Linked DNA regions of Homo sapiens: region 2 is linked to region 1. A link is an interaction called in ENCODE POLR2A ChIA-PET data of the cell type or tissue named here. Cell type or tissue: Panc1. All regions are shown on one strand.

Region 1 (5,000 bases):
ATGCAGCCAAGGGAGAGCCTCTCAGCCCTCATGGGCCCCAAGACTAGTATAGGGAGCTGCCTGGAGTCCACACAAGAGCTTGGTTCCAGAGAGGGACTTTGCATTGGGTTCCACACACTATCGAGACCCAAGCAACTGCAGCACAGCACCATTTTGAGAACCCACCTTCCACCTGACTACTTCTTGCTCTACCTGCATCTCCACAACCCTGGAGCCCCACTGCCATCCCTCAGAGGGTTGCAGTGTTATGATGCCAACTGGACCCAGCAGTACAGCACATTGTCTAGCACTCTAGCCACACAATATCCTAGACCCCAAAGAACGGGAGGTGAAATGCAACAAGGAGGCTGCCACTGGACAACGGGAGCTAAAGCATACACCTCCCAGAGCCTGAGAGCTGCATGCCCAGGGCTGCTGCTACCACTGTAATCAACCTCCCTTCCTCTGGCAGCAAAGCCACTGCTCATGTCTTCAAGGGGCCTGGGTACTGGCATGAATGAGCATGTCATCCAGGTGCCCAGGGATAAATCTGCCCCACTTGTGGCCTTCAGTACCTGCACACACTACTGGGGGTCCTGAGGACAGTCCCACTCCATCACCACTGCTGTCTGTGCATGCTCCTGGGGGCCTGGGGGTAGGCCTGCCCTGCTGCTGCCACCAGTGCACACATGCACTGTCCAGGGACATAAGAAATGAGACCACCTTACCCACACTACCAGTACCCACATGAACCTCCCTAGGGCCTGGTGACCAGCTCATCCAGCCTACCACCACCACTGCTGGCACCTGTGCATGCCACTCAGCAGAGCTCATGTACCACCACCAATGCCATGCATGCCATCCAGGAACACAAGGCCTACCTGGCCAACTACTGCCAGCACCCAAGCAAGCTGCTTGGAGGCCCAAGGACTGGTCTGCCTAGGCCCACCATTGCTGGCACTCACATACACTACTCAGGGGCCCGAAGACCTGCACACCCAGCTCGCTGCTGCCACCACTGACACCCAAGGACTGGCCCTCCTGGCATCCCTGTCTTGTGCAAAACCTCACCATAGCCTCTGCTAACCACTGCAAGCTAAGCCACTGATGAACTCACAGATGCTGATTGTAGTGAAAAAAATTATACAGACACTATACTACTGCAGCCACTCAGAATCAGAGCCAAAACATCCTACCTAACCAATGCTATAAATACATGAAAAAGTCTTTCTCTACAAAAACCAATCCATAAAATTTGAAGGAGTAACTCATACTAAATGCACAGATATCAACACAAGGACACAATAAATATATAAAAGCAAGGAAACATGATGCCTCCAATGAAAAAACAACACTTCTCCAGTAAAAGATCCCAAAGAAAAGAAAATCTATGAAATGCCTGAAAAATTATTCAAAATAATGATATTAAAGAAACTAAGTGAGATGCAAGAGAACACAGATAAGCAATACAAATAAATCAGAAAAAACAATTTATGGCTATTTTGACTGAGCAACCCTAGTGACAGGAGCCAAAGCAGCAGCATAGGTTGTCCCCATTTCCCTTCCCCTTTCCCTTGTCAGGTGGACTATATGGGCCCTCCTATGCCCCAGAGACTCAGTCCTACCACATCCCAGTAACAAGAAAGAGAGAACCCTGTGGAGAAGACCAACAAGGAGAAACGAAGATGCAGGATAAAGAAGGTATTCTCTCTGAGAGAGTTGAGGAGCCAAAGCTAAAGTCCAAATACCTAAGCCTAGGACAAGAGCCCGGAGGCTCCAACTTCCTCATGAAGAGATTACAGAAAGGGAAAAGGTACTTTGTCTCAGGAGACTACAACATGGCCAAAGCCAAGATGAAGAGTAAGCAGCTTCCAAGTGCAGAACCAAAGAAGAACCTGGTGACTGGTGACCACATTCTGCCCCACAGAAAGTCCTTGGTTATCACCAGCAAGCTTGCAGGGTAACCCAGGCTGCCCTCTCCTCCTACTCCTCACCCCACTGGATGTTTACATATTATAGGCAGGGATGAAATGGACACCTAGTCAGATCTCAGTTACCAGGCAAAAATGACTATGATTCTCCTAGTGGCTTCTGAGAAGGTAATGTAAGTTGAAGGGGGACTCTGAGTCCATTTCTTTGGTTAAATTGAGACTCCTACATCCTCCCTATAATCCAGGTAGGGCCCAGAAATAGGAAAGACTAGGATTGGATAATGCTGCAAATGCTTTCTCTTTTGTGAGAAACTGGAGAGATGTGATTTCTCCTTTTGGAGGAGAATATCCCATAATTGATTAAGCTGAGCCTTGGGAATAATACGGCAGGTTTAACATCCAAAAGCTAACCTGACATAGTTGGGAAAGGTAGATTAAATAAGACATGTTTTTGTGCTTCTAAGTGTTTTGTCCCTTATGCTGCTATTGCTTCATGTTTCCATTACGGCAGGTTTAGAAAATCCTTACAAAGAAAGACAGACTTGCTTGCCTAAAACTACAATGTCCACTTAGCCCCCTTTACTTAGTATCTCTTGCAGTTTGCCCTGGCTCTCAAATAATGTAAAGATTGATGAACATTACTCACAGAAAATGGGCACTTTTTCTCTCTCTCTTCCAACATGTTGCTTTTGAAAATATCGTGGGATAATGGGAAAAGCACTGGTTTAGGAGTCAAGGCATCTGGGTTCTAGTTCTACTTCGTCTCAGCAGAGCTCATGTATAACCTTTAAGTCATTTAGCCTCTCTGGATTTCCATTTCCTCATCGCTAAAATAGAGTTAAATATATATAAAATTGATTCTGATTCTAAAGCCCTATAACTTCCAGCAGAAAAACGCTGTATTGATCATTGTAAAATTAAAAGTGAGGAAGGCCAACAGGTGATGAAGTAATACTGTGCTGCTATGAAATACTGGGAAAGTATTACACAGGGGAACCATTTGAGGGCTACATGAGGAGAGAGAAAGTTGAGATTTGGGAGTTACAAATTCAGGCAAGTGAACCTGAACCTCATATAGGGCATGGTCTTCAGAGTCCAAAAAAAAAAAAAAAGCAGCAGCAGCAGCTACCCATGGAAGCTTCTTGCCTCTGACCCAGTCCACTTTTCCAGTCTACATCGGGGCCTTAGCTTCTTAAAAGCTGCTCTGGCAGCAGAACTGTGCACCTGGGAAGACATGCTCAATCATGCCTGCATATGTGCTGACCCATGGGTCAGATATAATATGATGCCAGGTGTATTTTGGGAAAAAGGGAAGAAAAGGGATAAACTGAACTAGCCTTTGGGGTTTATTACTACAGGGGAGCTGGATGAGGAGGTACTTAGGAGATGATTCACCTTGGAAGAAGCTGGGGAAAGTGTTTAGGGAGACGAGGAAGACTGAGAAATCTCTGCCTTCCCAGAACTCAGCAACCCAGCTCTTATGTGATGTGGAGAAGCAGCAATGCTGGTGATTCATGAACAGGAGGAGGAAAGGACTTGAAAGGGACCAGCATCTACAATCTAGTTCGCCAGCTTGCACTGAATCTTACTGAATACAACCTGCTAGTTATAACAGAGAAGGCCAGGGTGAGAACTAACTATTCAAGAGAGCAAGATTCTGTAATCTTCCCTTGCCCTCTTACATCACAAATTCCAATATACTAAACATTTGGCCCAGTGAGAATGTCTGATGAACTAGCTGATGTGCATGTAGGGGGATAAGGTGTGTATGTACTTCTCTTCTGACTGGCCATTCAATTGTCAGGCTGTCATTCAGATTGGACATGAGAAAGTTGGTAAGGAAGGAATGAAGAGAGCAGGATCTCTGGAGTCCCTGGCCCCTAAACTCCTTGGCTGTCACTTGTATATAATTTTTGTATTTCTGGCTCCATTTCCTCATGCTATCATCCTTAATCGAAAGTCCATATGGGAAGGGGAAAATGCTGAGCATCACTGTATAGTTTCTTCAATGGTCCTAGCAATGTTGCACATAGATATGTCATATTATTACATACATAAACTTTAAAAAGGCATGATCTAGATGAGAAATTCAACAAAAGTTATAAAAAAGCTAAACAGAAATCCTGGAACTGAATAATTTAATCAATGAAATTTTTTAAATGCACCTGAGAGCTCAACAATAGACGAAGTCAAGCAGAAGAATTTTTGACATTGAAAACAGGTTTATAGAAACAAACCAGACAAAGAAAAACAATTTTTAAAAAGAAGAAGAAAGCCAAATAAGATATGGGACACTGTAAAGTGATTAAATATTCAAATTTGGGGTGTTTTGGAAGGAGAAGAGATGATCAGAAGTACAGAGAACCTATATAATTAAATAATATCTGAAGACGGCTGGGTGCAGTGGCTCATGCCTGTAATCCCAGCACTTTGGGAGGCCGAGGTGGGTGGATCACGAGGTCAAGAGATTGAGACCATCCTGGCTAACACAGTGAAACCCCACCTCTACTAAAAATACAAAAAATTAGCCAGGTGTGGTGGTGGGTGCCTGTAGTCCCAGCTACTCAGGAGGCTGAGGCAGGAGAACGGTGTGAACCTGGGAGGCGGAGCTTGCAGTGAGCGGAGATTGCACCACTGCACTCCAGCCTGGGGGACAGAGCGAGACTCCTCTCAAAAACAAGATAAAAATAATAATAACAATAATAATAATAATAATATCTGAAGATATCTGCAATAGATATAGACATCTGGATACAGGAAGCTAAAAAATTCTTAAATAGACTCAACTCAAAAATCTCTTCCCAAGGCACATCATCAAACTGTCAAAAAAAGATAAAGATTTCTAAAAACAAGAGAAAAGTGTCAAGTCTCATATAAAAGAATCCCTATCAGACTAACAGAAGATTTCTCAACAGAAAACTTACATAAATCCAGTAGAAACTGGAATGATATACTCAAAGTGCAGAAAAAAAAAACCTGTCAGCCAAGAATACTACATGCAACAAATCTATTCTTCAAAACCGAAGAAGAAATAAAGTCTTTCCCAGACAAGCAAAAACTGACGGAATTCATCACCATTAGATCAGTGCT
Region 2 (5,000 bases), 110 kb after region 1:
TTAGTATGGTATTCAATAAATTACATGAGCTATTAAACACTTTATTATAAAATAGGCTTTGTGTTAGATGATTTAACCCAACTGGGCTAATGTTAGTGTTCTGGGCATGTTTAAGGTAGGCTGGGCTATGCTATGATGTTTGGTAGGGTATGTATATTAAATATATTTTTGACATACAATATTTTAAACTTACTATGGGTTGATCCAGACATAACCCCATCTCAAGTTCAGGAGCATCTGTATTTTAACTTCCTGATTTTCTATTTCTCTTGTCTTGAAATTAGACTCCAGCCCTAAGACAAGAGATCTTAACTTTCATTTTTTCTGAGCTCCCCAACCCACCATTACCTACCTAGCATGGTGCTAGATTAACTGCAGGATTTCAATAAGTTCTTAGTGAATGAACCAAATGGAAGCCTATATACAAAAATGCATTTGTATTAACAATTCCATTTTATCCTTACCCTATTTTCTGTTTGATATACATATATATTAGATAGAAAAAATCCAAACAAATAAGAGAAGACATTTGCATGGTAACAGGATTTCTGTACCTTGAAAATTCAGCTACTCTACTTTTTCCCCATCTACAGTCATACTTCTGTAACTTTACATGTAGTTGATTTAGAAAGATCAGTGTGGGGAAAAGCAAGAGAGATCAGATTGTTACTGTGTCTGTATAGAAAGAAGTAGACATAGGAGACTCCATTTTATTCTGTACTAAGAAAAATTCTTCTGCCTTGAGATTCTGTTAATCTATGACCCTACCCCCAACCCGGTGCTCTCTGAAACATGTGCTGTGTCAAACTCAGGGTTAAATGGATTAAGGGTTGTGCAAGATGTGCTTTGTTAAACAGATGCTTGAAGGCAGCTTGCTCCTTAAGAGTCATCACCACTCCCTAATCTCAAGTACCCAGGGACACAAACACTGCGGAAGGACCCCTGCCTAGGAAAGCCAGGTATTGTCCAAGGTTTCTCCCCATGTGATAGTCTGAAATATGGCCTTGTGGGAAGGGAAAGACCTGACCGTCCCCCAGCCCGACACCCGTAAAGGGTCTGTGCTGAGGAGGATTAGTATAAGAGGAAGGCAAGCCTCTTGCAGTTGAGACAAGAGGAAGGCATCTGTCTCCTGCCCGTCCCTGGGCAATGGAATGTCTCAGTATAAAACCCGATTGTAGGTTCCATCTACTGAGATAGGGAAAAACCGCCTTAGGGCTGGAGGTGGGACGTGCGGGCAGCAATACTGCTTTGTAAAGCATTGAGATGTTTCTGTGTATGCATATCTAAAAGCACAGTACTTAATCCTTTACCTTGTCTATGTTGCAAAGACCTTTGTTCACGTGTTTGTCTGCTGACCCTCTCCCCACTATTGTCTTGTGACCCTGACACATCCCCCTCTCGGAGAAACACCCATGAATGATCAATAAATACTAAGGGAACTCAGAGGCTGGCGGGATCCTCCATATGCTGAACGCTGGTTCCCTGGGTCCCCTTATTTCTTTCTCTATACTTTGTATCTGTGTCTTTTTCTTTTCCAAGTCTCTCGTTCCACCTTACGAGAAACACCCACAGGTGTGGAGGGGCAACCCACCCCTTCAGATCAGTGCTGTCAGAGGATAACTTAGGGAAGAATTAAGTAGTGAGAACAATTTTTTTTAAAGTTCTTACTGATACAAAATTTTCTTCGAAAAGAAAAAAAGGAAGGTAAATCCATCTGAGATGATAATACCAAGGCAGATCTATTTCTTAATAGAATGGCTCCCCTGTATCTCCATGAAATATCAACTGCTATTTAATATTAGGCAAGACAGCTCCCAAAGTGCTCTTACATTTTAAAGAATCCTCAAGGTAATTTTAACGTGTGGACCAACATGTTGAACATCTAAATGTGCAGGCTCACCAAGCCAATTAAACAATTTTTCTTGTGTTTATCTTTAGAAGAATAAAGTGTTTAACAAGTAAAGTATATGGATAATGACATGGAACCTATAGGGGATTCTTAGCAATTCATGTAAATTAACTAGATCTTCTGGTATTACCACTTGCAAAGGCCCTTCAAATGTGATCCTACCTTAACCTAAGTTCTTTCATACATCAATTTAACATACACTAAGAAACTATGTGTCTGGCATTGTGGCTACAAACGTGAACCTAGTTTTACTAAATATATAACTGAAGGAGACAGACATCACTCAAAATATTCCATAAATAAATAAATCTCACAAATAAATTCTAACTTGGAAGATACGATACAAGCTGAACACCAATGATTTGTGCCTTTTCTGTATGTATGTTAAACTTCATCCAGTGGACACAAATAACTATGAAATCTGCAAACTGGAGAGAACTTTACAAATCAACGAGTCCATTTTCCTCATTTTATAGATGAGGAACCAGAGTCCAGGAAAGCTATACAAATTGCTCTCTTTAGGAAGTTAACTATATAAACCAACTGAGTATTCTGTTGTTAGGCTACTATCACTGATTTGACCCTGTCTTAACTCTCTGTTCACCTGACCCAGTCCCCCTTTACCCTACAATTCTTTATAGCTAGTTATTTGCAAATAACACCCATCACCCCAGCTCCCTGCAACCTGGCTCCATTTTAAAAATCTATTCGCATCTCGGCCTGGTGTGGTGGCTCACGCCTGTAATCCTAGCACTTTAGGAGGCCAAGAAGTGCGGATCACAAGGTCAGGAGTTCGAGACCAGCCTGAGCAACATGGTGAAACCCCGTGTCTACTAAAAATACAAAAATTAGCCGGGTTTGGTGGCGCTCACCTGTAATCCCAGCTACTCAGGAGGCTGAGGCAGGAGAATCACTTGAACCTGGCAGGCGGAGGTTGCAGTGAGCCGAGATCACACCACCGCACTCCAGCCTGGGTGACAGAGGGAGACTCCGTCTCAGAAAAAAGAAAATCTATTCATATTTCAATTTAAAAGCCCATGAAGCTTCCTTCCACTGGCCCTACCCAAGTACTCTTCTCAGCACTATGTCGACCTGCACGACAATTTACCCTGAACTTGTATTTATTTTATCCCTTATAATTAAGCATACACTCCTTAAAGGCAGAAGTAGAAAATGCATCACCTTATCACCCCTTACACAGTGTCTCAGTGATTTCTCGTTATTCTAATGAATAACCAGTGCCAGGGAGAAATCATTCCATTTGGGGATCACTGCTCTGTGAGAATGCCTCTGAACATTCAAAACTCATGAAGAAAGGCAAAAGCTGAACCCGGAGTCAGAGAACCTATCCTTTATTTCACAAATATTCATATAGTATTTAGTACATAACAGACACAGCTCAAGGCATCTTATGAATATCCACTCATTTTGTGCAGATGAAGAAAAGGAAGCATAAAAAGATAAAATAACCTAAATAATGGAGCCAGGATTTGAACCCAGGGAATCTAACTCCAGATTCCACACATTTAACATCTACACTATGCTGCCTCAAAGTATGAGAGAATACAAAATTAAGCTTGATCATCTCCTAAACAAGAACTCAGAAAAAAAAAAATACCTATCATAAAGGTTAAAAGATTACTTTCTAACTTTTCATAAAAAGTTGATTAAAAAGGCCCACGTTACAATTGTCATAGATGTCTAATCCCACTCTCACCCTCAAAAATATGCCAAGAGGTACCTATTAATTCACAAAACAGTGTTATATGACACCTGGGGCTTCTACACTGCAGCTCCTATTACCATTTCCTGCTTCCTTTAGGAACACATTATTACTGTGCTTTCTGCCAGCCTCTCAAATAATATGGTCTTCCTGTCTCATTTTTCCAAATCCTTAAATAGCTTCTTTCTGGTTGTGAGGCTTGGTCCTAATATAAATGTCACATCTGGCCTCTTGAACACTTTCATCGGCTTCACCTTGAAGCCAGATTCATGTTAAAGGTCAAGAAAGGATGCCCGGTTATGTACCAATCCACCCTCACCAGCAAGTAATGCTTGCTGCAAAACAGATCCATGTGCAACACAAGGCAGATGTCAGCTGCAAGCTGAATGTGAGGGTAATCGGGGTAATCACTAGCCCACTGGGTAGAACTCTGAAACTCTGTAAAAGGACATACTGACACAATTTCAAATAATATGACACTGCTTTGAATGGAGGGTAGCAAATGGAAGAAGCAGACCATTCTGAGTTGCTCCTTGCCGGCAATGTCAGGAGGCTACCAGGGCAAAGGCAGAGGTAGGAACAATGCTTTTCCTCCTTGAGTAAGGTGCAGCTGGCCATGCTTTTTTCACTATAGATAGTGCCAAAGTTGCAGAGACACCTACAGAGGAAAGCAAAATCATTTCTAAACATTAAAGCCCATGTAAAGACCAGGCATGGTGGCTCACGCCTGTAATCCCAGCACTTTGGGAGGCTGAAGTGGGCGGATCACTTGAGGTCAGGAGTTGGAGACCAGCCTGGCCAACATGATGAAACCCCGTCTCTAGTAAAAATACAAAAATTAGCCGGGCATGGTGGCATGCACCTGTAGTTCCAGCTACTCAGGAGGCTGAGGCAAGAGAATTGCTTGAACCCGGGGGAAGGAGGTTGCAGTGAGCTGAAATCATGCCACTGCACTCCAGCTTGGGTGACAGAGTGAAACTTTGCCTAGGGAAAAAAAAAAAAAAAAGGCACCCCATGTGATATAAAATTGTATACCAAAAAGGATTTTTAAACTTGAGACATTAAGTTTATCAAGACTTTATCGACAGTTTAGCAACTATTGCCTGTGGGCCAAACCAAGCCAGCAGTCTGTTTCTGTACAGCCCTTAAGGAAAGAATGGTTTTTACATTTTTAAGAGATGTAAAAATAAATAAGAACAAAAACTATTTGCGGGCAGAAAGGCCTAAAATATTAATTACCTGGCCCTTTACCGAAAAAATTTGCAGACCCCTACATGAAAACATGCAGTCTAAGAGTTAAGATTCAGTTCATCTATAGAGGTTCGGATTAAAAAAAAAAAAATCAATAGCATTCAATAGCATTCTGTA

What was found. Peaks named below come from ENCODE experiments on the same cell type or tissue, not always from the same donor. Only the 100,000 strongest peaks of a DNase experiment are listed, where the experiment ranks them.
Region 2: POLR2A ChIA-PET joins it to region 1 with 5 read pairs; 3 of 35 experiments call an interaction of 5 or more read pairs at or near these places.

Annotation. Positions count from the first base shown.
Region 1 is chr2:214,696,122-214,701,121 of GRCh38, forward strand. It overlaps the pseudogene ENSAP3. Among named protein-coding and RNA genes, the nearest start is that of BARD1, 110 kb to the right of the region's middle. In Panc1, no CTCF peak of the experiment used is centred here; no DNase peak of the experiment used is centred here.
Region 2 is chr2:214,802,255-214,807,254 of GRCh38, forward strand. The region is part of intron 1 of BARD1 (BRCA1 associated RING domain 1); the gene reads right to left. Among named protein-coding and RNA genes, the nearest start is that of BARD1, 4.9 kb to the right of the region's middle. RefSeq lists an enhancer at 601-1,144. In Panc1, no CTCF peak of the experiment used is centred here; no DNase peak of the experiment used is centred here; H3K27ac peaks cover 405 bases.